Regions from separate parts of the Homo sapiens genome. Here region 2 is linked to region 1. Evidence: read pairs that join two places in POLR2A ChIA-PET (ENCODE). Cell type or tissue: PC-9. All regions are shown on one strand.

Region 1 (2,500 bases):
GAGACCCTGTCTTTTTAATTGACATAGTGAGACCCTGTCTTTATATTTTAAAATAATTTTTTTTAATGCTTAAAAAACAAATTGGGTGACATCATTGGGAATGGCAGAGTAAGGACCTCCAAAAATCCTCTCTTCCATAAAACCAACAAGAACACTGGCAAAAAAATGTCAAGACTTGGGCCGGGCATAGTGGCTCACACCTGTAATCCCAGCACTTTGGAAGGCCAAGGCGGGCAGATCACAAGGTCAGGAGTTCGAGACCAGCCTGGCCAACCTGGTGAAACCCCGTCGCTACTAAAAATACAAAAATTAGCTGGGCATGGTGGCAGGTGCCTATAATCCCAGATACTCCAGAGGCTGAAGCAGGGGAATCGTTTGAACCTGGGAGGCAGAGGTTGCAGTGAGCCAAAATTACACCATTGCACTTCAGCCTGGGCGACAATGCAAGACTGCATCTCAAAAAAAAAAAAAAAAAGTCAAAAATAGCCTTTTTCAGAACTCTGAATATTAACCAAAAAGTTTGCAACAATCCAAGGAGCATTTATTCAAAAAAAGATGGCTGCATCTCAGTAAGAATAGCAAGCTTTGTGGCATTTTAACATGCCTTATTCCCATGCCCCTCTTCCCAGCTCCAGGCTAGCCCTGAAAAGCAGCAAACCACAATCTGTGGAATCCTGGAGCCTAGCAGCCAGTGGAGGTGACAGAACAGGGCTAGAGTTCCTTCAAAGTCCCATTTTCAGAGTACAGTTATTATTTGAGCTGACTAGCAATTCCCTGAAAAACCCCACTCCCAAGACTTCCTAATATTTAACCTGATTCAGAGCTTGCCCATTGCTAACAGGCTTTTCCCCCAAGGTATTTATTTGTCAAAAACAATCAGCTACAATTGCTTAACATTTCAGCTCCCTGAAGCAGCTGGGGCAAACAAGCTAACCAAAAAACACAAAAGGAAAAGTAGGAGAATGAGATGTCCATAGGGAGTTTTGAAAAGTTCTGAAATTCCTAAGACCCTGGAAGATGAAAACAGTGTGCCCAGGCCTATGGGCATACTCAAGAAAGACCTGAGAAGGCCCTAAGCAATCACCACTGACTGAGCATGAAGCTCGGCAAAACAGGAAGTCAAGGCTATGGATGAACTGAAAGCCTGGTTGAGTGCTGAAAGTGTGCTCCAACAAGCACACAGAGCCTCTCAGCGAAGACTAGAACAGTAACAAGTATTGACAAGAATGTGGAGAAACTGGAATCTTCATACATTGCTGTTGCAAATTATAAAGTGATTCAGCCGCTTTGGAAAATAGTTTGGCAGTTGCTCAAAAAGTAAACATAAAATTACCACATGCCCCAGCAATTCTACCCTTAGGGGAAATAGAAAAATAGAACACCACAAAAACTTGTAGATGAATGTTTATAGCACCATTATTCATAGCAGCCCAAAAGTGAAAATAACCCATATATCTCTCAAGTGATAAATGGATAAATTGGGGCATATCTATACAATGAAATATTATTTCAGTCATAAGAAAGAATGAAATACTGATACACGCTACAACATGTATGAACTTTGAAAACATACTTAGTTAAAAAAAAAAGCCAGCTACAAAAGGCCAAATATTATATGATTCCACTTAGGAAATGTTCAGAATAGGCAAATTTGTAGGGACAAGGTAGATTAGTGGTTGCCAGGGGTTAGAGGTTAGGGAGACATGAAGAGTAACTGCTAACGGGTATGGGTTTTCATTTTGGGGGACAAAAACGTTCTGGAATTAAATAGTGCCGATGGCTGTACAACCTTGTGAATATACTGAAAACTACTGAGCTGTGCAATTTTTAAGTGGTGCATTTTACAGTAGCTGAATTATATCTCAGTTATATAGTAACAAACACATAAAACTATCTGACCTAATTGATAAATTATAGAACACTAAATTCAATAACTGCAGTATACACCGTATTTAATAAAAGATACATAAAATATCTACACTGAAAACCTCAAAATATTGCAGAGCGGAATTAGAGACACAGGTAACATTCACCAAAACAGACCACCACAGGGTAGGCCTTAAAACTAATCTCAGTAGCTATCAAAGGATTAAAATGATAAACAACTTATCATTTACAGATATATGGTACAGATATGTACACAATATGTCAACAACGCATTCCCTGAACACCATGTAAAATTGAAAATAGCTAAAAAATCCCCAAATATTAAGAAACAATAAACTTCTAAATGACCTGTGGACCAGAAAAATCACAATGGAAATAGAAATTTGAATTGAACACATCGAAATTGTATGCTGCAGCTAAAGGAGTACTTAGAAGAAAATGTTAATTATATAAGAAATGTACATTAGAATGACTACTAGGGGTTAGCAAAGAAAAAATAATAATAATGAAAGAAATGTGGCTGGGAGCGGTGGCACTTTGGGGGGCCAAGGTGGGCGGATCACGAGGTCAGGAGTTAGAGACCAGCCTGGCCAACATGGTAAAACCCCGTCTC
Region 2 (2,500 bases), 270 kb after region 1:
GGTCTCAAACTCCTGACCTCAGGTGATCCACACACCTCGGCTTCCCAAAGTGCTGGATTACAGGCGTGAGCCACTGAGCCTGGCCAGCAATTTTCACTTACAGGTCTTCTTCTTCTTTTTTTTTTTTTTTTTTTTTTGAGACAGGGTCTTGCTCTGTCACCTAGGCTGGAGTGCAGTGGCACAATCAGCTGACTGTAAACTTGAACTCCTTGGCTTAGGATCCTCCTGCCTCAGCCTCCCAAGTAGCTAGGACTACAGACATGTGCTACCACACCTGGCTAATTTTTTTATTTTTTGCAGAGACAGGGTCTCACTAAGTTTCCCAGGCTGGTCTCAAACTCCTGGGCTCAAGCGATTCTCCCACCTCAGCCTCTCAAAATGTTAGGATTACAGGCATGAGCCACTACACCTGGCCACAGGTGTTCTTCTTGGTTGAGGTCAGCTCAAGGATTGTTGGGGGCAGAGTGAAGAGACTGTTGTGGAGTTAACCCTAAAGAAGACCACCATGTACAGCTGTACAAGATGTGCACTGCACAAAGGCATCAGGTTAAGGAGGCAATTGGGAGCTGACACTAAGCCTGTACACTACTTACACAGCCATGGGATTGTGGTTTGGGGAAACTTTGTATACATTAAGTGCTGTGGTGGCCCTGCCCTACAGCTCTCCTAACCTCTACCTCCCAAAGCTCCATTAAGTCCAGAGATGCAGTCCCATAAGAAACTCTAGGGTGCAGTCCACCTTTGTTATTTTCTCCTTTTTATGTACTCCAACTCCTTCCCATACAAGCACCAGGGAGATTTGTCATCAGAAAAATCACATTTTATTGATCACTTTTATTTAAAATTACAAAAATATAAATAAAAATAGTGAAATATAAATATTCAGTGTACAGGAGTGGTCCTCACCCCACCCAGTGAGGATTGGATGAACTAGGCTAAAAGGAAGGGATAACTGGCCAAGAAAGGGACATCTATGTGAAAGTGAAACTGAGACAGTGCTGGTCACAGGTCATGCTGCAGAATAATACATTCCCAGGCACTGTCACGTGGGGGACCCAAGAGGCCCCAGGAGTGACCTATAACCTCTCCAGAAAGACCACTCTGTGTGGCATCACAGTCCACACAGTTTAAGGAAATATTTAGACTTAACAATCAGACACCAGCTCTTACTCACACTTACACTCACAGCCCACACACAAGTGTGCAAACATACACACACATATATATTTCCTGATACATTCATGGAATATCAGAGCCCTGCCCTGAAGTCGTTAGTGTCTCTGCTCCCCAAACCGCTGCTCCCACATTGGCTAAGCTCCCTCAAGAGACCTCAGCTGTTACACTTCCTAATTGGGAAATTATTCATTTCTCAACCATGGGCCTCACAAATGCCCACCGTCGGGGGAGCTGGCTCTCCCTTCACCCATGCACAGGAGATGCCCTGCCCTTTTTAACTCCTGCAGGCTTCAGTCCAGAAAAAGACAAGTTGCTGGTCAGTAACATGTTGAGTCAGGACCACCCCTCCATCCTGGCCAGAGGGGTCTGGGCAGCCAGCACCCAGGCCTATGCCTGAGGGTAAAGCTATTGTCGTTCGCCCTGGTGGGTGGCACAGGCAAATCCATCTGTGCAGAGCCTATCTTCCCAGTCTCTTCTTACAGCTGATGGAGATGACTCTACTGCAAAAATGACAACCAGCAAGAAAGCGGGTGGTGCCCGTTTCCTCCCTGGGGACCCTCAGAGGGCCAGGCCATTCTCTTCCTTGGTGTGACTGCGGATCCAGGGTAAGAAGTGTGAGACTCTCGTGTAGACGCCTGGCTTGTCCTTCAGGGCACATCCACGGCCCCAGCTCACAATTCCAGTCAAAGTCATGCGGCCTTGGAGGGAACAGACGAGGGGTCCCCCTGAGTCTCCCTGTGACGCCAAAGATACAAAAGATGAGCCCTAGAGAAGTGAGGAGGGGATTTCTGATCCCATCACCCAACCATACCAGAGAGAGGGAAGAGTTTCCCAGTCAAAGTCCTTAGCGACTTCCCATTTTCTTTCTTTTTTTCGGGGGGAGGACAGAATCTCGCTCTGTCGCCCAGGCTGGCGTGCAATGACGTGATCTCAGCTCACTGCAAACTTGCCTCCTGTGCTCAAGCGATTCCCATGTCTCAGCCTCCTGATTAGCTGGGATTACAGGCAGGCACCACCACACCTGGCTAATTTTTTTTTGCATTTTTAGTAGACACAGGGTTTCACCATGTTGGCCAGGCCGGTCTCAAACTCCTGGCCTCAAGTGATCCATCCACCTCGGCCTCCCAAAGTGCTGGGATTACAGGCATGAGCCACTGTGCCTGACGCAGCCCCATTTTCTACCACATCAAGTTTAAAATCCCCTGCTTGGCTTTAAAAGCCCTGTCATCTGCCACTATTCCATCCACACTCCCAGACCCTAGTTCTCCTCCCCACCCGGAATATGCCAGCCTCCTTCTCAGTTTTGTATCTTTCAACTGAAACA

What was found. Peaks named below come from ENCODE experiments on the same cell type or tissue, not always from the same donor. Only the 100,000 strongest peaks of a DNase experiment are listed, where the experiment ranks them.
Region 2: POLR2A ChIA-PET joins it to region 1 with 7 read pairs; 2 of 35 experiments call an interaction of 5 or more read pairs at or near these places.

The regions. Positions count from the first base shown.
Region 1 is chr10:74,188,957-74,191,456 of GRCh38, reverse strand. The region is part of intron 1 of ADK (adenosine kinase); the gene reads right to left. Among named protein-coding and RNA genes, the nearest start is that of ADK, 39 kb to the right of the region's middle. RefSeq lists an enhancer at 1,188-1,247. In PC-9, no CTCF peak of the experiment used is centred here; DNase peaks (open chromatin) are centred at 826 and 1,216; H3K4me3 peaks cover 2,073 bases; H3K27ac peaks cover 2,500 bases.
Region 2 is chr10:73,915,800-73,918,299 of GRCh38, reverse strand. PLAU (plasminogen activator, urokinase) reads right to left here. Exons shown (of 11, transcript NM_002658.6): 11 at 806-1,911. The coding sequence ends at 1,735. It overlaps C10orf55 (chromosome 10 putative open reading frame 55), which reads left to right. Exons shown (of 5, transcript NR_160938.1): 2 at 1,659-1,781. Among named protein-coding and RNA genes, the nearest start is that of C10orf55, 5.7 kb to the left of the region's middle. In PC-9, no CTCF peak of the experiment used is centred here; no DNase peak of the experiment used is centred here; H3K4me3 peaks cover 24 bases; H3K27ac peaks cover 1,487 bases.